Regions from separate parts of the Homo sapiens genome. Here all the other regions are linked to region 1. Evidence: chromatin loops called from intact Hi-C (ENCODE). Cell type or tissue: A673. All regions are shown on one strand.

Region 1 (8,000 bases):
AATTTTTCCTTAGTTCTTTCATTTACTACTAGCTTATCTTTTAAAATATATCTAGCATGTATGTTTATAAAATATAGAACATCACATAGAAATATATCACCTTTCTCTAAAGCAATGTTAAGCTTTCATCATTCATTTGTTCAATCACTAAATACTTATTGAGCATCAACTATGTACCAGGCACTGTGCAGGAGATGATAATAATAGATGGTGGTGGTGATGAGGAAGAGGCACACAGGTAGAAGAAAGCAAGGAAGTAAAGAAAACCAAAAGAAACAGCCAGAGAGACCAGGGAATTGGAGTATGTTGTCAAAAAGCCCTAAGAGAGGGAGTTCTTTTTTTTTTTTTTTTTTAGAAGGAGTGTCACTCCATCGCTGGAGTGCAGTGGCGCTATCTTGGCTCACTGCAACCCCCACCTAATTTTTGTATTTTTAGTAGAGACAGGGTTTCACCATGTTGCCCAAGCTGGTCTCAAACTCCTGACCTCAGGTGGGCGTCAGGTGGGATTACAGGTGTGAGCCACTGCGCCTGGTCTGAGAGTATTTTTAAAAAGTGTTTAACTGTGTCGAAAACTCTGAAGGAATTAAGAAAAAGGATACTGAACATTTTTCATTATATTTGCTAATGTGGAGGTCATTAGTGGCTTTGCAAGAATAGTTTTAATGGAATAATAAGAGCTAAAGCCAGATTAAAGGCCATTAAGAAGTGAGTGGAGACAGCCTGTGTAAACAATTCTTTCGAGAAACTTGACTCTCAAGGGCAGTACCTCAGAAGGAATATATAGTCAATGATTTTAGAAGTACATTAAAGGACCCAAATTATTTGCTTTTTCTCCCTTTGAGAAGAATTCTTTTAGTTATCCTCCCCTAGATTTTGGGCTGGCCTTAGTGACTTGCTGACCAATAGAATGTGGCAAAATGATGTTTCTTGGCTTCAGAGGATAAGTCATTAAAAACTTTGCAGCATCCACCTGGACTTCTTGGAGTTTTTGCTCTTGGAGCCATGAACCACCATGTAAAAAGTCTGAGAACTGAGATTATGTTCTGAGGAAGCCTGGGCTAGACACATGAAGAGGCTACATAGAGAGAGGTACCTGGATAGCTCCATCTGTTCCAGCCATCCTAGTGCAGGCAACAGGTCTTGAATGGAGAAGTCATTGTGATCGCAGCCTCAGCAGAAGTGATGTGAAGAACTGACAAACTCAGCTCACCAGGCCAAATGAGGCTCCAGACATATGGCCCCAGTTGAGCTATACCAACCATCTTGACTCTGCTGAAACATCCATTATTATGGAGCAGAGAAAAATCATTACCACTGTGCTCTGCTCAAATTCCTGATCTACAGTATGATGAACATAATAAAATAGTTGTTGTTTTATGTCATTAAATGTTGAGGAGGGTTTTTTCCACAATGATAAATAACTGGAAAAACCTTACACATAGTAGCTGTTCAACAAATATTTATTTAATTTAATAGTATGATTCACAAAAATTCAATTTATTTGATTTATTAAATGGAGCACATGCTTAAATTGGACATATATATAAAATGAAATTTTCTTAAGATGAATGTGTAATTCAGCATTCCAATCATTTAATTGGTCATTTGTCCTACTAGTCAAAATTGGTGAAAATTTTTATATTCTTAAATTATTTACACTCAAATTATTGAAAGTTTCTGTATTTTTAAAGCAACTTCTATATACCCAAATTTTGCAAAACGTTTGATATTGACTTGATCTATACTTACTTTGTTCCAAGAATTATTCTAAAGGCTTGATGTGTATCAAATCATTTAACCTAAGAACAACCATACCAGGAAGGTATTATTTTAATCCAGATTTTACAGAAGAATAAATGGAAGAACTAAGAAGTTAAATAATATTGTCAAAGTTGTACAGCTAATGCCTGATCAAACAGGGATTTGAATCCAGGTACTTGGGCTCCGCAGCTTCTGGTCTTGCTAGATGACAGTCCTAGCACCCGCTCCTTCCCCAACACATGCATGTTGTTTGAGTCCTTTTTTCTCAGCATCTGGATGAGAAAAAGTATAGTTGATGGAAGTCCTTGAGTAGCAAGATTGAAGGAAAGTGAAGGAAAACTTTGGAACTGGGGGCACTTCCCAGGCTAAGTGTAACAGTGATAGGTTAAGGAAAAGGAGATGGTTGCTCAGAAAGACGAAGTCAAAGAAGCTTCCTCTTTTGTATCTCAGCCCAGGTCTTATCTGTACTCCCTCCTGTGCTGAAATGATTGATCAACTGAGCCTAAGTCAGTTCCAAAATGTATTTAAGATATGCTCCAACATAAAATCTTTTAGTCTCCAACATAAAATCTCCTCCAACGTAAAATCTTTTAGTCTCATTTTACTTAGAGCTTCCTATACATTTTGGCTATGCTACATAAGGCCTGAATGTTAGGTCACACGTCCAAATACAATTTAATTGTTAAGCTTCGCAGTCTTACATACATACAACTCAATATTCACAGTCAAATTTGTGATAAGTACAACCTCCCCTTTCTCCCAAAGTGGCATAATCACTGAAATACAGGCACTATACTGTTCTTCAGGAAGTTCTTGGCAGCTTTCAAATACTCCTCAGCAACATTATCCCACATCAACCTTCAAGGAAATGACACTGGACTGCTACCAAAGCTTTGTTATGTGTTACCCAGAAATATGACTCTCAGTGGTGAATTCTTGTAACTTTCTCTAAATGGATTATTCCCATCTGGAGAAGCATTATGTGTTAAAGGTGACTACTGATAGAGGTGGCAAGAGATAATTCCATAGCAGGAAAAGCAACTTGCAGTATTTTTTATGTCAAATTGACTTTATCCTAGTGAAAGGATAGTATGTGAAATAAAAATATCTTAAAAATGGAATTGTATAAAGAATAAAATGTCTCTTTTTCTACACATTTATTGATATGATTTGGTGGTGTCCCCAACCCAATCTCATCGTGAATTCTGGTTCCCATAATCCTCACGTGTCATGGGAGGGACCCAGTAGGAGGTAATTGAATCATGGGGGTGGTTACCCTCATACTGTTCTTGTGATAATGAGTGAGTTCTCCTGAGATCTGATGGTTTTATAAGGGGTTTTCCCTCCTTTTGTTCTGCACTTCTCCTTGCTGTTACCATGTGAAGAAGGACGTGTTTTCTTCCCCTTCCGCCATGATTGTAAGTTTCCTGAGATTTCCCCAGCCATGCTGAACTGTGAGTCAATTAAACCTCTTTTCTCTAGAAATTACCAAGTCTGTGGTATGTCTTTATTATCAGCGTGAGAATGGACTAATACGTTCATTAGATTACATTTTGGATAAAGCAGGTGTGATCAGCAACACTCTCACCATCAAGCATATCTTTGCTGTAACTCCCTTTGAATAGGAAAGAAAGTATCATTGTATATGTGTATGTAGGCACATGTGAATTTATCATGTGGAGGAAGCAGGACAAAGAAGGGGAAGATGAGGCCATAAAAGACAGGCATATAGGCGTCTGTGCTGGGGGAGTAAGCGTAGAGGTGCAAAAGAAGAGGGAGATTAGTAAATAATAAAAGGAAAAGTCAGGTTGTAACAAGGGACTAGGATGGTGATCCTAGTTAGCGGACAAAATAGTTTCTGAAGGCTTCTGTAAGTGAGGATTAGACATTTTTATTGATGGGTACTTGAATTTTTCTCCTACTCTATTTTCAAATGAAGCAGATTAATATTCTTGCTTCTTATAAGAAAACTTTAGTTTCCAGACAGTGATAATTTTCACAGCATGAAAATGTTACATAGTCTTCTGACTAACCTCAGTTACTTAAGTATTGTAAGGTTCTATTTTCAGGTATCATCTGTTTTCAGATACTTTTGCTATAGTGATGCTTCAGGCATCATTTTCTTATTTTTAGGATACAATGGCCTCTGGGTTTCTGCCATTCATTTTCTGACTGTGGTATCCAAAACCATTCGAACAGAAGGTGCATGGTGGCACACACTCTCAGCTGTGGACCCGTGTCGTTCTCAGGCTTCCTCCTAAGGACAGAGCCCTGAATGTCATCGTGGGCCATGTGCTTCTGAAAGAGAGCTCCTCCTTTTCAGCCCTGGGGGATGTGTCTTAAGTAATGGTGATTCAGTTCACCCAGTTATTGGTTTAAGCATGTGCATGTCATGTGTTCTGGCCAATGAGATAGAAGGAAAAGTCATCTGGGGATGTGTCAGCTCTTAATTTATTGCCTCAGCTCTGAATGCATCCTTCGATACATGCTCTATGATCAATAACAGAATTCCTTTAAGATTTTCTCTTTAAAGTAAGTATGACACTAAGCATTCTCAGTAGAGGGCGCTGGAGAAACATCGTAGGAGGCAGAGGCTTCATGCAATTGCAGCCTGAGCTGAGGAGCGACTGTGTGGTTGTGGGTACTTGGAGTGGAACCTGCCTGAGCCACAGGTTCAGAACACGATTTCTCTGTGACCTTGTCGTCTTGGCCTGGAGATGAGCTGGCTGGTCTGCATGCAGCTGCCTGGGACCCAAGGGGTAGCCCCCTGTGCAAGCCCATTCCCACCAGCCCACAAGCTCTGAAGGTCTTTGCCCTCCACTGGGTGGGTGGGGGTGGGGTTGGGGCTGCTGAAGGTCTTTGCCCTCCACTGGGTGGGTGGGGGTGGGGTTGGGGCTGCCTGTTTGCCTAGCAACTCTAGATCAGTGCAGGTCTGGCTAAACTAGCTAACTTTCTTGCTATCCAGTGGCTGAAGCACACCTTTTCCAACAAGGCCTGGATTCCTCAGATTGTCCATGTCTTAAAGTCACTTTTATTATAGCTAATAATTTTTATTTTAAACTTTCTATATTTAACCTACTGTGTGATTTCTATCTCCTGATTAGATTCAGATTGCTACAGGGGGTTCCTGGGAAACAGCTCTTTAGTCATAAAAAGCAGTGAATGAATGAGTCTTCCCTTTTCTGACTCTGAATGTTAATACCATACATGTAACCCCCAGAACTACAGGGTTCATTTTTAGCCAATGGGAAAAGCCAAGGAAAGAACCTGGATTTCTTTTTTTAATTTTAAGTAGATATGAGGGTCTTGCTATGTTGCCTAGGCTGGTCTCAAACGTCTGGGCTCAAGTGATCCGCCCATTTTGGCCACCCAAAGTGCTGGGATTATGGGTGTGAGCCACTGCGCTCGGTCAGAAACTGGATTTTTGATGACATCATCATGCCCTTGATTTGACCAACCCTGCTGTGGTCCTCAAATGAGGTTGTGAGGGGTGAGGGTGGGGAGAAGCACATACCCTTATATTTAGGCTACTTGGGGTTGTGATTTCACTTACTTGCAGGACAAAGCACTCCAACAAAAATGTAAAATATTCCCTTGTTTAAAGTCATCATTAGTCTTACTTTCTTTTTTTTGAGATGGAGTCTCGCTCTGTCACCCAGGCTGGAGTGCAGTGGTGCAGTCTCAGCTCATTGTAACCTCCACCTCCCAGGTTCAAGTGATTCTCCTGCTGCAGCCTCCTGAGTAGCTGGGAGTACGGGTGACTGCCACCATGCTCAGCTAATTTTTGTATTTTTAGTAGAGACAGGGTTTCATCATCTTGGCCAGGGTGGTCTTGAACCCCTGACTTCGTGATCCTCCCGCCTCGGCCTCCCAAAGTGCTGGGATTACAGGCGTGAGCCACTGTGCCTGGCCCAATCTTACTTTCTTTAAAGCAGTCACATTGTCTCTTGGCAAGCCTGGTGAGAACATCAGTTGTTACCCTTTTCATTCATTAGATTATATTACCCATCTTGCTTAACAAATTCCAGAAGAGCTCTAGTTTCCTTTCATTGTCACAAATATTCAAGTTCCTCATATCACAAAGTTACATCAGCATTTCTTTTATTCTTTCAGGTTAGTTTTCTTTTTCTTTTCTTTTTTTTTTTGTGTGTGTGACAGAGTTTTGCTCTGTCACCCAGGCTGGAGTGAATTGGCGCCATCTTGGCTCACTGAAACCTCCACCCCCCAGGTTCAAGCGATTCTCCTGCCTCACTCTCCCAAGTAGCTGGGATTATGGGTGCCACCACCATGCCCTGCTAATTATTTAATTTTTGAACTTTTAATAGAGACAGGATTTTGCCACGTTGGCCAGGTTGGTCTCAAACTCCTGACCTCAGGTGATCCACCCGCATCAGCCTCTTGAAGTTCTAGGATTACAGATGTGAGCCACTGTGCCCAGCCTCCTTTCTGATTATGTTGAATTTCTACTAGTTTTTATGGCCAAAAAAAAAAAAAGCCATTGACAGGAAAGCCCTGTGAGTTATTTCTTTGGAGGATAAAACATGTTACATGTCAATTCTTCCTCAGAAACCTGGAATGGCCTCTCTTCCAGGAAACAGACACTTCCCTCACTTTCTAACTTCTCTACTTTCACACAACTGGGTATAATGCTTCAATATAAGGCTCTGCTTAGAATGAATACTATACACACACAAGTTAATAAAAAGAGAAATACAGCACTCCAAGGCCTATTGTCTCACACCACCTGTGTCCCATGATGAGTACTTATAATTTACATCCTTGATTAAAATAAAATCTTTCCACAGTGGAGTGGGCTACAGAGAAGAAATCTGCCATATGGCTTTTACAGGTGTCGTCTGCTCATCATATTGTCATGGCATGGCTACTTTGCTCCTTGTTTACAGTATGTAGTTACTGCAGTTTCCTTTGCTTTCTGTGACTTCCTGAGGCTTCCTCCAGAAACATTTCCAGCACTCTAAGTATCACCAGTCCCTCCCTGTTGGAGCTGGTGACTGCAAATTCTTTGTTGGAAGAACAAAGGTCTTAAAATAATTCTTCCCATTTCACTCTACTCAGTCATCCTCCTTAAGCCCCCTCCCCTGCTTAGGATAGTGCATCTGATTATTGCTTCTCCTGTCTCTTAATGCCAGAATCTTATCCATGAGCCCCTCCCTCCCTCCCTCCCTCCCTCCCTCCCTCCCTTCCTTCCTTCCTTCCTTCCTTCCTTCCTTCCTTCCTTCCTTCCTTCCTTCCTTCCTTCCTTCCTCTTCTTCACAGAGCAGCTCACTCCACACTCCTTAAAGTGAAACCCCGTCTCTACTGAAAATACAAAAATTAGCGGGGGCATGGTGGCACGTGCCTGTAATCCCAGCTACTCAGGAGGCTGAGGCAGGAGAATCGCTCGAACCCAGGAGGCGGAGCTTGCAGTGAGCTGAGATCGCGCCACTGCACTCCAGCCTGGGTGACAGAGCAAGACTCCGTCTCAAAACAAAAACAAAAACAAAAACAAAAACAAAAACAAAAACCACTGCTTTTATTCTGGGCACTAAGGGAACAGATGTCCCTGAATCCCTTCCCAGACAGACCTGGTGGCCTGCATAAATATACTTCCATCTTGCATACATATTCTAGAGAATGATGACATGCATGCTTTCTATGGAGCTACCTAGGCAGTTAGGCTGCTCTTAAAGTTCATCAATGCCTTACTCACAGGAAAGGGAGGTTCAGACTCCTTGAATGTAGAAAGTTAACTGGTGTTTGCCTCGAAAAAAATAAAATTCAGGACTTAGTTAGAGGAGCAGGAGAAAAGGAGAAAAAAATAGGGCTGCTTTTTTTTTTTCACCTGCAGTGCTCCTCCCTTGCAATGCTTAAGGACACCTGCTAGTCTAAGAAAATGAAGGGTAAGATCCTGAGTATTTAGTGGACTGTGAGAGGAAGAAGCCATCAAGATGGGATTGCGAATCCCAGAATCTGAAACTCTTCAAGAAGCCACCCCAGGGGAGTGTCCTCAACATTTGTGTGCCCAAAAATGTAGTGCAAAATCATCATAACAGATGACCTTCTGATCAGAAAAGTCTTGATATTTCACTTTTAATAATCAGAAAAATAAAGTCTGTGAATGTACTTCTTTGAAACTCATAGAAGCCTTCAAAGATGAAACACTGAACTCAAGAGGTGGCTTGGATAAGTTATTTATTTTACAATTGGGGCAAAGAGGCTGAAAATTAAAAATCGAGAGT
Region 2 (8,000 bases), 1.1 Mb after region 1:
GCCATCTTTTATGGGCATGGTTCATGCTATCCCAAAACAATTACAAAAAGGAACATCAAAGATCTCGGATCATAGATCACCATAAAAGGTATAATAGTAATGAAATCATTTATAATATTGTGAGAATTACCAAAATGTGACACAGAAACATGAAGTGAGCAGATGCTGTTGGAAAAAGTGGTGCAGATAGGCTTATTTGATGCAAGGTTGCCACAAACCTTTGGTTTGCAAAAAACTCAGTATCTGTACAATAAGCTAAGCACAATAAAATGAAATATGTTGGCCAGGCATGGTGGCTCACGCCTGTAATCCCAGCACTTTGGGAGGCCGAGGTGGGCAGATCACTTGAGGTCAGGGGTTTGAGACCAGCCTGGCCAACATGGCAAAACCCCGTCTCTACTAAAAATACAGAAACTAGCTGGGCATGATGGTGCATGCCTGTAATCCCGGCTACTCAGGAGGTTGAGGCAAGAGGATCACTTGAACCTGGGAGGCGGAGGTTGCAGTGAGATGAGATCATGCCACTGTACTCCAGCCTGGACAACAAAGCAAGACTTCCTCTCAAAAAACAAAACAAACAAACAAACAAAAACATCCACCTAACGCCCCATGAATCTTGAGGTTTTCTAATTTGGCTGGTGGGAACAAGCATTTTTCCATGTCATGTGCGAGCACCAAATCCCATGCCTCTACTACATTTGGATAGTTCTTTCCCTGACCTCAGGAGATTTGGTCACACATGGGTTGATTGGCACTCTGCTAAAAACTGAAGGGGAACTTTTGCAAATGGCCTTTCTCTCTCTCTGTGCAGCTTTCTTCTCCCTGGTGTTCTCTGCAAAAAAACTCTAGTCATCTTGGTCTCCCTGGACTTTCATCTTCATTTCCTAAAACCCAAGAATTTTCTGAGCTCTACTTTGGTTTTCTGTCCTCCTGTTTCAGCCTAGAAATTCTTACAGCAGTAAAATATTGCACCATAGGGTCATCCATTTCCCTTTTGTTAAGGATCTCTGTTCTTTGTTGCCTGATATCCAGTGACTTGAAAACTGTTGTTTTAGATGGAGTTTTTATTTCATTTTGTTTCTTATTTTTTGTTTTGGTTGTTTCTTGTGAGATGGTAAATTCAGTCTCTGTTACTTTTTCCTGACCAGGATTCAAGGATTAAGTTTTGTTATGTATTAATTCAATTAAAGGTATTTTTTGTGTTTTTAAAAATTATACATTGGAGATGCCAAGACATAAAATCCTATAAAATAGTTAAGTGTGCTGAAAATTATTTTAACATGGAGTACATATATGGGATATGTAAATTAAATATTATAAAACAGGTTAAAGTAATATATGATTAACTGTCAAATTAAAGATGGTAAGGAAAAGAACTCAAAATAAGAATAATTTATTGATAATTATATGTTTAGAGACCCCTTCATGGGTCTCTACTATCATCATGAAGATGATAATACAGGAAAACTCTTGATAGCTGGTATGGAATATTTTCATAAAGTCCTTTTATGCAGGTAAATGACATTATATAAAGATGTGTTGTACAAAATGATTAATGAAGAGATTATTTTATGTCAGAGGACAATAAAGGATTAAATGTTTGAAGACATATGTAAATATCAGATTTTAGAAACTTTAAGTTTGTCTTTTTATATAAAGGCAATAGTAAACCATTAAAATTTTTGGCATTCATTTGTAATAAGATGGTGAATGCCACTTTGAACAAGAATAATCAGGAGGAAGTGACAAGGAAGCAAATACTAGACAGACTAGAAAGAAAACTATTATACTTAATCAAGGTGGATTAAATCATTGTAACAAAGATGAAAAGAAAAGACAGAGCAGCATTACATTATATAAATTTCCAGTAGTTGGTGACTAATTATATGCAAGAATGAGAATATGGGAAATTTTTAAGATGAATGAAATTTTAATAGAAAGAGCATAATGAAACTATCAACAGAAAAATGTAACATCCATAGCCTATAAAACTAAAATAAAAGAACCCAGGAAAAAGTAACGGCATCATCATAAAATATAAAAAATAAAAAAATTATGAAGTGTGCAATAAGTGCCAGCACTATTAAGTCTTTACATGGAATACTTCATTTAATCACTACAGCATTATTATCAGCTTATGTGATTGTCTTTCTGTAATTTAAAAGTAAGAAAATAAGTATTCTATCCAAGATGATAGGAAGTGATGGGGGCAGGATTTGAATTTCAATATATCCAACTTCAGAATCCAGTCTCTTATTACAGATAATTACTAAAACGTTATAGGCATAGTTTTAAAGAAAATGTATTGGGCAGGAGTTTGTCTAACACTGTATATGAAATAGGAAAATATAGTTGATTTGTGTGATATCCAGCCTTAAGGAAAATTTTTGATAGCCGTAAGTAACGACTACTCTCACAGTTCTGCCTATCAACAATCTAAGATAGTATTGCAATGTTCTACATATTTAAGTGTCGATTATATTAATTTTTCATTTGGGCATAATAATATTATTTTATTTTATTTATCATGATTTGGCCACTAAGCCAAATAAACAACAACAAAAGAATTTAAAAATATTAATGCTAGTACTTACCAGGACTTGATTCACAGTACATTTATGTCTTCGATAATTGGGATTACTTAACTTTCTTTATTATTTAGCTACTCAGTAAATCTAATTGACAAGAAACTACTAAAGTCTCAAATCTCATAATGCATTTTCTTTACACAATGGATTATTATTTTTTTAATCAGGAAGATAGTATTACTCCAGTTATATTTGTTTTCTGTAATAAAAGAGTTATAGTTAGTGTCACTATAAACTACTCTTACAGCCTATTTAGAATTGTCAAAATATCAAACTTATATGTAAAGTTATATATTAATATGTAAAGTATATGTTTCAAACTTATATACGTAAAGTTTGATATATTGACAATGCTACACACACAGAGACATACAACACACAGACATTCACAACACAGACATACAAATAAACACACAAACACACACACAAACTAATAAGCAGAGAGAAAATGGGGGGACTGAATTACTTAGTACATGCTATGTTACAGACACCATGCTAAACATTTTTATTTAGATTATCTCATTTATTACTTTAAACAATTATCTTTATTGTCTGAAATCTGCCCAATGTTACTCAGGTAATAAGCTTTGGAGCCAGATTTCAGCCTTTGATGTCTGACTTCAGAGTTCAAGTTCTTAACCACAATGTCATACGGCTCTGTACTCCAAGATATACTGAGTCACTATAGTGTCTGCCATTTATTTTAATAAAGGATATCCTGTGTGGTGAGGCCAATTTTTAAAAAGGGAACCTCTCAAATAAAATGCACGCCTGTTTCTCCTTACCATACAGCCATACCTGTTCTCTAGAGATCTCTGAGTTTCTCTTTCCTCACCTTCATTTCTGAGTTACCTGATTTGTGAGACATGGTTATAAAGCAAGGTAGCTGATGTTTCCATGAAAGTACCACAGATGTCTTCAGCACTTTTGTCTCCCTGACCACTCTAAATTAAATGCAATAGCAACAAATTCTGATTTTTGCTTAAGGTGATTTCACTTTTCATAGTGCTTGTCAATGATCTAGAGTCAAACCTGGTGGCTAAAAGAAATGACCAAATAAGAAATACCATTTAGGGTTAAAAATACATGAGTCATGGATTTTAAGCACCAAGGAAGTATTCTCATGTGGCTCATAAAATGTCTCTCATGGCGATGCAGAAAAGAATTTTCAAAAATATTTTGAGTGTAGCAACATTGTAGGACGAATGTACAGCCTTCTCAATCTTTCATTTTAAAGCTGCCACAATAATTTGGATTTATATATAATGGGAAAATTTTTGAGAGGAAAAGCTGATAATGTCACTTTTTAGTAATAAAATATATGTCTACTCCTAAAAGAGAGGGCATTTTGTGAGCTCACTCTGAGACTAAACAGAGACTAGTACATTACTAGACACAGGGGGTTAATAAATGTCTTTCAGTAATAAAATTGGATTTCATATTAATTGAACTGAATCACATGACCCCTCAATTTACATATTTAAGTATTTTCACTCCTCATGTTGGTGGATGTTTATGATGATTTCAGCAACTATTTTCACAGAATAATTTTAGTTATCTAAATCTTAAATATAAAATGTTAGGTCACTGGAAAGTAGTGTAAATTGAGAGTTAAGCATACAATATCAGAGGATACTTATTTGGAGTTGCAATCCTGACCTCTTTCACAAAATTGCATGAATGGAAATGTATTCTAATTTTTTATTCTCTAGGAAGCTCCACAGAATAGAACCTGCCATTAAATGATAGTCCGGAATATTATGATATGGGTGTTGATAAACTCTGTAAAAGTCAGTGGATGATGTTTAAGAAAAAATGGCAGGGACATAGGAAACTGAAACCAATGTGATATGGCTATTTTTTGAATACTAACCTTTTAAACTTTGAGTGTACTCAAGTAAAGAAGGGAAAATAAAATAAAATGTGGCTACCTCACTGCCTTAGAAAAGTTATAAATTCTTCATACCACGGAAGGAATCTTGTCCTATGCGGACAATTTATTTCATGGATAAATAAATAAAATAATGTTTTAAAATGTAAAACAAATTTTTATGTTAGAGGATGGCATAGTGTCATCTTAATAATTTTATGTTTAAATCTATGAAATTCAAAAAAAGTTGTCATCTGTCATTGAAATAGCAACCTCCTTCATATTCTAAAGGCAATCATATTCATATTGTATCATAATTTTACATTTTTAGTAGTAACTAAGATCTATTTATATGGTGACATGGTTTTCCCTACTTACAGTTCCTTTCCCTTCATTCATAACCTTTTTTTGTGTGTTTTATACAGTCTGTCTTTATACTTTATTCTGGTTGATATAAAAGACCAAAAGGTGTTCTAACATTCAACTTGCTCTGTGGGAGGTAGAAAATTCTTTTATTTTCTATCCATTTGAGGAGTTTGACTCTATCCTAAGTCAGTAGAAGCTGAGAGTAAGGAACTGAGGAGGTGGAAATGATTACAGAATTACAGTCAGGGGCAAAGTGGTGAAAGATATTGTATGTGAATGAAGAATACCATATGGTATTGATTTCATTTGTATGTCATGACTGCTTATTTTTCTAATACCCTTCTCTCCACATGTTTTAAGATATCTTTAAAAAATCTTCAAAATGTCTATATTTTCTGAATTTAGAATCCATAGAATCCTTGCTTGCTAATACTCTTCTAAAGTTTAGCTCTATACAATTGTTATTTTATGTCTCAAGTTCTGAATAACACTAGCATTATAAAACATCAGTATTATATGGTCCAGTAGCAATATTCATTTATTGTATTACAGGATTATGCATAGTAACATAGTAACACTTGAACTTATTCTTTTTTTATTTTATTTAATTTTTTTGAGACAGGGTCTCACTCTGTTGCCCAGGCTGGAGTAGAGTGGCATAATCAGGGCTCACAGCAACCTTGACGCCCTGAGCTCAAGTGATCCTTCTACTTCAGCTTCCCGGGTACCTGGGATTACTGGTATCTGCTACCACCCCTGGCTAAGTTTTTTCTATTTTTTTGTAGAGACAGGGTTTCACCATGTTGCCCATGTTGGTCTTGAGCTCCTAGGCTCAAGCAGTCCACCCACCTTGGCCTCCCAATGTGCTGGGATTACAGACTTGAGCTACTGCACCCAGCCTCTTGGCTTTAGTTTAAACTGTATTTCTTGCGTTTTAAAATAATTTTAATTGATGGTATTTGCCCTCCATACTCCTTATTGCTTTTTCTATTTGCTATTTCCATAATTATTATTTTCTGTCTATTGTTCACTGTCTTCTTCAAAAGCTTCTATCCCAGCACCAGTTATAAATATAAATATTATTTATATATTTTCTCTTTAATTCAAAAGAAAGATCTTAAAATGCAAAACCTGATATCTATAAAAAGGCAAAAAAAAAAAAGAAGAGGAAGAAAATAAAGGAGGAAGGAGGATATAAAATGAGGGAAGAAGAGAAAAGGAAGGGATAGATTATTAAATTAGAATAGGTTGTCACATATAGTTTTATTATTCCTACACATGAGTCAAAAAGATCGATTTCTTATACAAAAATATGAAAGAGGCAATTTAGTCCACATTAAAAAATTGATTTTTTTCTATATCAATTATCCAGGAGCATTTTAAAGAAATAACCATGTCATGCTGCTTTGATTAGTCTCTACAACATATTTAGAATTTTTTAAAATAAAGCAACTATTTTTTATGACATGAAGAAATGGAATTCTCACACCAGAAAGAAAGCAAGTGACTTTAGTACAGAGAACTTCCTCCATACATACAAATAGTTCAGATGACTCTTTGTGCACCTCTGTGTTTTTATGTCCAAAGTGACTAAGGGGAGTTTAAACTGGCTATCCCTTCATGTATTTCTGCCAAATAATAGTATGAGCTCATTCTGTGTGGGTTTTGAACCAGACTTACTTTTCTTTTCCTTGCTGATTTTCAAACTATTGAACATCTTTAGACCATTTTCTTCTACACTGGCAAACTGTTGAAATCTGTAACTAAGAGAACTCTTAGTCTCTGTTGTATCCCCAGCCCCCACTTCGCTACTCACTTGGTGTGGAAATTTAAAGGTCCTTGAATCTTTGGAACCAACTGTGGTTTTCCCTCCAACTTTTATCACCAGCACTTTCACCAGACAGCATTTCAGCAACAAACTCCCCACTTCTTTTCTAGTCCAGTATGAACTGTATTTCAGCCTCGATTTCAGCCATTCTTACCCTCTACCATTTATTCCCAACGTAGACATGGTGATATTATTTGTTAAAATTAGTCAATTGTTGTTTCTCTCCACTTCCCTCCAATGGTTTTCCCATTTATTCAGAATTAAAGCCAAAATCCTTACAGGACTTTGACTACCATATACAATTTGACTTTTGAGACTCGTTACTCACCCCATCAGTCCTACCACTCGAGGCACACTAGACCCCTTGATGTTCCTCAAATATATCCTCACCTTTGGGATTTGCCCTGGCTGTTCACTAGGCCAGGAACAGTCTTTTCCAGGTGTCTGTATGACTAATATCCTCAGCTCCCTTAAATGTTTGATCAGATCAGTGGTGAGCTGACTTTTATTCAAAATATTCCATTCACATATCCCTTCTTTATCTTCCCAGTGTATTTTTCATTTTTCATGTTAATTATTATATCATACAAACAATGTAATATGCATATTTATTATGTTCATGATAGTTTGTCTATTTCCTTTTCCTCTCTCCCTTTTCCTGTTTTCTGCTCACTGCATACTACAACATAAACTCCAAAAGGGAGAGGTTCTTTCTTCTACTTACTGATTAATCCTAAGCACCTTGAAAAGATCATGGACCACAATTGCCATTCAATACATATTTAAGGAATTTATAAATGCAAGTATTTCCAGAGGTGTCATTAGGTTAATAAGCATTTTATTTTGATGTTGGCCTTCTTTAGCCATGCAATTAAAAGATTGTTCATTTCATGGATTATTTTTCAATTTTATTTCTGATTATTTAAGACTGTGTTGGCATAGCAATTTTTATGTGATCCATGAATATCTCCTGCATTCGGAATTGTTCCTATTGTTAAGGAATTCTCCATAGATACTTGCAATACTTTCCATATTCTCACAAGTTTTTTCTTTTTGTTTTTTAACCTCTTTCTATTAAAATCATCTTCCTATTCTGAATACATATTTCAGTCTTATAGTTTTATACTTTTCAACATGATGAGTTATTTATCATAGCAAATAAAAATTATCATTTAATGAAAAATGTAACGGCCAAGAAAAATATTATTTTGCATGGCAAATCATGCCATCTGTTAGCAAAATACAGAATTGACAAGCTTTCACTCTAGTTTTATTCTGTGAAGACTTGCACATTTAAAGTTTACAAATACAGGCACTTTTTTGCATCCACCTGTAAGGTAGAAGAAGT
Region 3 (8,000 bases), 1.6 Mb after region 1:
ACTGATTTCAAATAAGTCTGATGATTAATGGAGCACAAACATTTGTGAGTCATCGACTGAAAGCCTTAGTCTAAGAGCATATCTTTAATAAGACATAATTGAGACTGGTTAACTGTGATGTGTATGTATTCATTTTACTTTTCATGGAAATTTTAAAATAAATAAACTAAATAGATACATGTGGCATTATATTAAAGACCTATTGGTATTTTATTCTAACTGTTTTAAGTAGACAAAACTCTTTTCTAGTCAATTTGGTACATAACCAGTAGTCTAATTTTTTTGGCATATAAAAAGTAATAAAATGTCTATACTGAAATCATATTGCACACTTGGTGAACAAGCAATAAATATATGTTAATTATATACTCAAAATTCTTTCATTCAAAAAAATTTACTGCCAGGTACAGTGGCTCATGCCTATAAACCTAACATTTTGGGAGGCCAAGGCAGGAAGATTGCTTGAGGCTGGGAGTTAGAGACCACCTTGGGCAACCTAGAGAGACCCTGTCCCTATAAAAAAAATAAAAATAAATAACCAGGAGTGGTGACACATATCTGTAGTCCCAGCCACTCAGGAGGCTGAGGTGAGAGGATCAATTGAGCCCTGGAGTTCAAATCCACAGTGAGCTATGATTAGGCCACTGCACTTCAATGTGGGTGACAGAGTGAAACCCTATCTCTAAATGATAATAATAAAAATAATAAATTTTAAAAATTTACTGATAATTAAATTCAAGTCATTATGCTAGGCTATCGGAGACAGAGAGCATTAAAATGAATAAAATTGCATTACTGTTCTTAAAGAGATTGAAATTTAAAGAGGGAGAAAGCATAATAGCAACTACTGTGCAAATAATAATGCTCTGACTGGATTAAGAAAATGTGGCACAAATATACCATGGAATACTATGCAGCCCTAAAAAATGATGAGTTCATGTCCTTTGTAGGGACATGGATGAAGCTGGAAACCATCATTCTCAGCAAACTATCTCAAGGACAAAAAACCAGACACCACATGTTCTCACTCTTAAGTTGGAATTGAACAATGAAAACACTTGGAGACAGGAATGGGAACATCACACACTGGGGCCTGTTGTGGGGTGGGGGGAGGCAGGAGGGATAGCATTAGGAGATATACCTAATGTAAATGATGAAATAATGGGTGCAGCACACCAACATGGCACATGTATACATATGTTACAAACCTGCACGTTGTGCACATGTACCCTAGAACTTAAAGTATAATATATATATATATATGAAAAGAAAAAAAATAATGCTCTGAAATTCCCACTCTTAACCCCTCACAAAAAAAAAAAATAGAGATGAAGAGAAAATAAAACTTTTTAGGTATTTTTTGAAGGTTTCAGGTGGAATGTTTGTTAGTCACTAGAAGGGAAGGCTTGTGAGAACAGGGGTTATATGGTTTGGGCCTTTGTCCCCACCAGAATCTCATGTTCTGTTGTAATCTCCAATGTTGGAGGTAGGTCCTGGTGGGAGGTAATTGGGTCATGGGGTGGATCCTTCATAAATGGTTTAGCACCATCCCTTTGGTGTTGTTCTAATGGTAGAATTCTCATGAGAAATGGTTGTTTAAAAGTGTGTAGCACCTCCCCTGTCTCTCTCCCCTTCCTGCTTTGGCCAGGTAAGACGTGCCTGCTTCTCCTTCGCCGTCTGCTATGATTTTAAATTTTCTGAGGCCTCCCCAGAAGCCAAACAGATGGCCAGCATCATGCTTCCTGTACAGCCTGTGGAACCGTAAGCTACAGGCTTTTCTTGATAAATTATCTAGTCTCAGGTATTCTTTATAGCAGTGCAAGAACTGACTGATTCAATTGGATATGGTGTCCAATAAAGGAGTTAAGGAATGGACAGGTTGCTGGGGCTGGCTAACAATATTATGAGAGAGGATTGCAGGTCAAAAAGGCCTATTCCATAGATTAATTGTTGATGACAAATACTGAATGATAGAGTTGTTGGAATAGGAGATTTCCTTGAATAAAATGCTAACTCAGAAGGTAGACTAATTATAGATCAGCCAGTCTTTACATTCTAAATGAAATCTCAATATGGGCCTTGTTAAAATTAAAATCAGATGTGAATGTTCATTTCTTACTGATGAGCCTCTCCCAGAAAAAGTTATATCAATAACTGTGAAAGATTTACCCTACTTTCAAGTTAACAAGTTAACCTGCCACGATTTCATAGATGCTGGCAGAAAATATGAAACTCCTAGGCCAGAGATAAAGTGCATTATAATTCACAGTAATAGCAGTAGCAAGAGTGTCAGTATTTTCTTGAGCTGATTCCTCAAGACTCAATTCTTGCAGAAAGACCCAGTTATTATTAATTGAGTATTTGGACCCAAGGCTGTACTTATTACCAATGAGAATCTTGGCATTAAGCTTCATTATGTGTATTGTTAAAAAATATCTGTAGATAATTTTGATTTACAGTCTTTGTTAAAAACAATTCAATAAAGAATGAATTTGAAAAAGGTTTGTTAAGCTTAAATCACATTGGAAAGACAACAATTACTAGTTAAGTCTCTATTGTAAACTTTTTGTGTGTTCAGTACCATGCTAGAATTTGAAGAAAAAAAAATCTTAGATGACATGTGTTTTGTAAAAATTTGCATTATAACTGGAATTATAAAAATATAAGCATAATTCAGAGAAAAAAGTACATGGAACACAGATTAAAAGTATGGTATGTATGTAAAATAAAAAATGTTATTAATCTGAGAATAATATGTCATATTATGACTTGTTAATTAGAAACTGATTTTCATATATACCATAGAAATTGTTTCAATAATTAATTAATTAATCCATATTTCTGCTGTGTATATATATATAGAAAATGAAAGGTGCTATAGACAGTGCCTAAAACTATACTCTCTGGAGCCGAAGCACCTTAGTTGAAATCCAGCTGTTTTTCTCAGAATAAATGATTTTCGTCTCTCTAGGCCTCTAAATCCTCACAGGTAAAATCAGCATAATAATTGCATCTACTACCTGGATTGTTGTCATGATTAAAAAGTTAACATATGTAAAATCTTTAAAAAGTGTTTGTGTCACAGTGACTACTTAGTACATTTAACTTTTATCATTATTTCCAGGCCCTGAATTACTGTGCCATATGCTTGTCCCCCAACAAAGCACATACAGATAATTGTTTATTTGCTTGACTGTGTTTCTTGCTAGATTGTAAACACCATAAGATTAGGTACCATACTGTACTTATCATACCTGCAATACTTGCACAATTTCAGATCTGCTATAGCCATGTCATAGTTATGGAGTAGGGGAGAGGAGAAGGAGGAAGGAAAGAAACAAAGAAAGCAACAAGAAAAAGAATGAAAATGGTTTCTCCCCTTAAGAAACTCATATTTTATTAGGAGAACAGATGTGCATGCGGCTGATTAAAGTACACTTGCAATGTTTTGTTGAGGAGTAAGTAACAGATGAAGACTAGGGATAGCTATCTAAAGATGGGGAGACTCGTAGCGGTTTGGGGGACTATGGATGGGAGGGTATTCCGGTTAGAGGAAGCAACATAAACATAGAAATGGAGGCGTTAAAAGACATAGAATCTGCAGGGGAAAATGAGTTCACTTTGGCTTCAATATTATGTTCATAGGGAAAATTGAATACCATACAAAGCTGTGGTGGTAAATTAGATCCAGACTTCACAGGACTCGGTATGTCATAACCTTTGTTTACATGAGATGAACTCAGTTTTGTTTTTGTTTTTGGATTTCTTTTTTTGTTCAAACACTTATTTATTTTACATTTCATGTGCCTTGTAGTTACTTTGAAAAAAATAAAAAAATTGAAGTATTTTCTTTAATTCTGCTAGCTTTTGGTACATTTGTATGGTAACTATTTTTGTTAAAAGTAAGTATATGTAACATGTTTTATCACTCTGTCATTGGAAATTTGAGCCAGTCGCTGTGCTACGAGGCCCTCTAAATAATTAAGACATAACTAGAGGGCTGTGATTCAGTAAATCATGGTGCTAGCCCAGGGATTGGAAAGGGCCTCGGGTTTCTAACCCCCAGCCCGCTAATGAATCCCCTCTACAACATCGCCACCAAGTGGCCATAGAACCCCTACGGGAGGCGCTGGACTGGGTTAGAGAATGCTTTGCTCTGCAAGTAAAACCATAGTGAGTTAGACTTTAAAGGTAATCAACAAAAAGTAGTGTGTTTAATTTAAAACGCGTGTCAGTATTTATCATTAAGGTCCCCAATTCTTAGGGAAAATCCATTTCTTTTTTTAACAGAACTTGAGGAATAGAATTGAAACAGATATTTCCTAACCTTAACAATATTCATTTTTAAATGTTTCTTTCCACACATAGTCTTCTGGACAGAGGATAAGTAAAAGAAGCCAAGGGTTCATGAATATGAACAGAGATACAGCAAAAAGAAAGCAGGAAAAAAGAGAAAAGAAATGGACAACACACTAAAAATGGCTTAGTGGGCTGCTATTTGCCTTAGGTTTTTATTTTTATTTAAAGGATGAACACAACATTACTTTAAAAACATTTATTAGTATTACAGGTAGTGTTAGATCAGCTAGTGTTTCCATCAACCCATGCAGTAAACACTTGGAAGTATAAACATATAACACCTGGCAACATATAAGCAGAATTTGAAATGAGTGGAAAGGAATGATGACAAATAACGAGGTATGGGCCGCTTGTTCCTAAATATACAGAGTTGGCTTATTTTGCCAACTCAATGTTCGGGACGTAATTTTATTAAGTTGATGCTACAGATACTTATCGTTCTCATAAAGCAACTACAATAACAAAAACAAAAGTAAATAAAATAGCCAACACTGAGCCAAAACCAAACTTTCTTTTTGTGAAGAAGAAAATATAAATTATTTACCCTATGAGAACAACAGGTAACAGTATTTATTCCCCATCTCAGTAAGGACAGAATTATTTGTGGGTAAAAAAATAATGTTACCTCTGGAAATTTGCAGCTATAGATATGTATTTTCTAAATTAGTTTCACTGTTACAGGGCAAATCATCAAACCATCAGCAGTATAAAATGTGGCACCAAGATATTTCATGTCCAGACACTATTGCCAAAATTCTACTCTTTCATCCCTCTTAATATATTTGTTCCTTTATATATTTTTTATACTGTGCTTTGTTCCAGAGTGACACACACACAAATACACACATGTATACATACATAATACACACACTTAAAAAATTGAGTGTATAGTTGAGTGACTTAGGTTGAAGAGAAAATAAAAAAAAGAAAATTATAAAACCAGGCCCAATAAGCCATACCAGGTGGTCCAGTGAAGTCGCTAAAAGTGATGACCATTAGATGAGACTAAAAATAGGCTCTAAAACCTTTCTTCTCAGACTCACAGGACCATAATTATCATCATTTCAAAACTGTTCATCACACTGACTGTGTTTCCACTCTTTGTGACCACCATTCGATGTCATTAGAGTCTTTGTTTGTCAAGATGATTGGATGTTGCTCTTGGGTGTCCCTGCTGATGAGGAATGTCAGTATAGCTTTTAGGACTGGGTGTAGGAGGGTGGCCTAAAATGATTGACTCATTTTACTCTTTGGTACTATGTAAAGAACGCATATCCTGAAATTGGCTTCCCTCCTAGAACCCACACTTTATGTGTCTGAAGGTATTGCAAACAGAGTAATTGCACAAAATTCAGCTCAGAACCCCAAGCTTTTACCAATGGGCCTGAAAACATTTCTTCTTCCTTTGCTGGAGATGGGATCTTTGTTTTTATATCTGTTAGGCTTTACTCCTTTTTTTTTTTTTTTTTAGACGAAGTCTCGCTCTTGTCCCCCAGGCTCTTGTCTCGAGTGCAATGGTGCAATCTTGGCTCACTGCAACCTCCACCTCCCAGGTTCAAGCCTTTATTCTTAATATTGCTACATAACTAAAAAGAGGTTTTTTTCTTTTTTTTTTTTTTTCCTTTTTTGGAGAAGGAGTAGGGAAAATGCTCTAACAATAGAACCAATGTCTCAACAATTTCAGGAATAAATTCTTAATATGCAATTTCAACTCATTTGACTAAATGGAAAGATATTTTCAATGTACCTTGTGATCAAATACAACTGAAAATTTGATAAAAATTTAACTAAAAACAAAACTGTAACTTCATCCATGTGGCTTTGATCACAGCACCTCATCCAAATATACACCCTACAAAAAAATCCATTTCTGTCTATTAAATAGTAACAGCCAACTATACAATATTCACAACCATATAGCACATAATGTTATGGCAGCCACTGTTCCAAGAGTTTACAGAAAGTAATCTATTTACCTTTGCAAAAATCCTAGGTAGGAACTACCTATGGTAGGAATTATCACTGTGTGACAAATAAGGAAACTGAGCCACTGAGAGATTAAATAACTTGCCTAGAATCACACAGCTAGTGAGCGGCAGAGCCAGGATTCACCCTGCATTCTGAGTCCAGAGCCCATGATCTCATCCATTAGATATTCTGCGTCTCAGAGAGGTGTAAAGTTTTTATGTTAACATATCTTTCAGTACCATATTAGGTTACGTATTTTATCCTCAGTTTTTGATCTGACTAGGCAATTACAAACTTCTTTGGATATTAGTTAATCTGAAACTTTAGGTGTGTAAATATAGTTACTTAAATTCTCAAGCATCTTTGATATGCTTAGGTAGGCTGATCAAACAATAAACCAGAATTAATTCTAGGTGTGACATGGGAAGCCATTTTAACACTCTGTGGCTAGGTTTCTTCATTTGTAAAATTTGGGTTTTCATATAATATGCTTCCCAACCATAAATGGAAACTAAGCATGAATGTGATTACATAAGCCAAGATAATTAAACTCCTTTAAGAAACACTGTTATATAAAGTAGTATTTGAATTGTAGACCATCTCCCTAAGGATTCTGCCTCACTTATAACCCAACTGTACGAGTACATGGACCATGGGCATAGGAACCTCTGGGATGCTTACAAAACATATGGTTATGGAATCTCTACTTTGCCCTACTCTATCAAAATCTTTGGAAGTTTGGCAACAGTATATGTGTTTTATGAATTCCTAGGTGATTCTTACATTCTAGAATTTAGTTATCACTGCTCCTGAACAAGTCTTTGCTTCTCCAAACTACTAACACATTCAAATAACCTGGGAGCTTCAAAGAAGTTGAACCAAATGAATCCAAATCTTGGGTGGGCATGGAGCCTGAGAATATGATATTGTTAAAGCTCATCAGCTGCCTCATGCCACCTATGCACTCAGACCTACAAACCACTGCCTGCCTTTGAGTTCATAGAAAGCCATAGAAGGGAAGTACATTCTTTCTGATTTCAATAATCTAGAAATGATATTGCATTGTTAATGATAAAAATGGTTATCTTTGCCAGGCTATTCTTTTCAACTTGTGAAAATATTAATGTTGAAATACATGTTCTGCCTCGACTGTCACAAAAGTAACTGTCCAGGAAGCTCCTGTGTTGATTTCCTTTTTAGCATTATAATGGAATACTCATGGTCTAACAAGATCATGTAATGGTAGGCTTGATTACATGACTTTAGGGGTTGTTTATATTTGCGTTTGTGGAGTTTCCTGGCCTGACAACATATGAACATACTCGGTAATGAAATGCTTGTATAAACCCTAATCTTCAGGTCCCAGGTATGCTCTTGAGGCTTAAATACTATTCATGAGTGATGCTATACAGCCCGTTAAATCTCCTCACTCTTTCCATATGGAAACACTTTGCTTAAAACTGTTCTCTAGGGACAGAGAAAAAAGAGAGGAAATTATTTATCAAATATGTTGGGATTTTTACAAGGACATGCTATATACTGTATACTCAAGTGACGATTCTGAATGGACTGTGATGACCAAAGACTTTAATTTTGTGATTTAGACTGACATTAACATCTTAACTTCCCGATTCAACAAATGGTAGTTTAGCAGTGCAATAAGGCTAGACGTC

Evidence for each region. Hi-C counts contacts between places; a loop is a spot of excess contacts. Peaks named below come from ENCODE experiments on the same cell type or tissue, not always from the same donor. Only the 100,000 strongest peaks of a DNase experiment are listed, where the experiment ranks them.
Region 2: it touches region 1 in a loop (4-fold over the local background); 3 of 110 quality-filtered maps call a loop at or near these places.
Region 3: it touches region 1 in a loop (5-fold over the local background); 7 of 110 quality-filtered maps call a loop at or near these places.

Annotation. Positions count from the first base shown.
Region 1 is chr3:88,215,123-88,223,122 of GRCh38, forward strand. No RefSeq gene overlaps it. Among named protein-coding and RNA genes, the nearest start is that of C3orf38, 69 kb to the left of the region's middle. RefSeq lists an enhancer at 4,242-4,411. In A673, a CTCF peak has its summit at 4,316 (motif pointing right); DNase peaks (open chromatin) are centred at 4,359, 6,799 and 7,429; H3K27ac peaks cover 2,949 bases.
Region 2 is chr3:89,297,472-89,305,471 of GRCh38, forward strand. The region is part of intron 3 of EPHA3 (EPH receptor A3); the gene reads left to right. Among named protein-coding and RNA genes, the nearest start is that of EPHA3, 190 kb to the left of the region's middle. In A673, no CTCF peak of the experiment used is centred here; DNase peaks (open chromatin) are centred at 3,280 and 3,720; H3K4me3 peaks cover 597 bases; H3K27ac peaks cover 1,128 bases.
Region 3 is chr3:89,848,123-89,856,122 of GRCh38, forward strand. No RefSeq gene overlaps it. Among named protein-coding and RNA genes, the nearest start is that of EPHA3, 740 kb to the left of the region's middle. In A673, a CTCF peak has its summit at 4,117 (motif pointing left); a DNase peak (open chromatin) is centred at 4,069.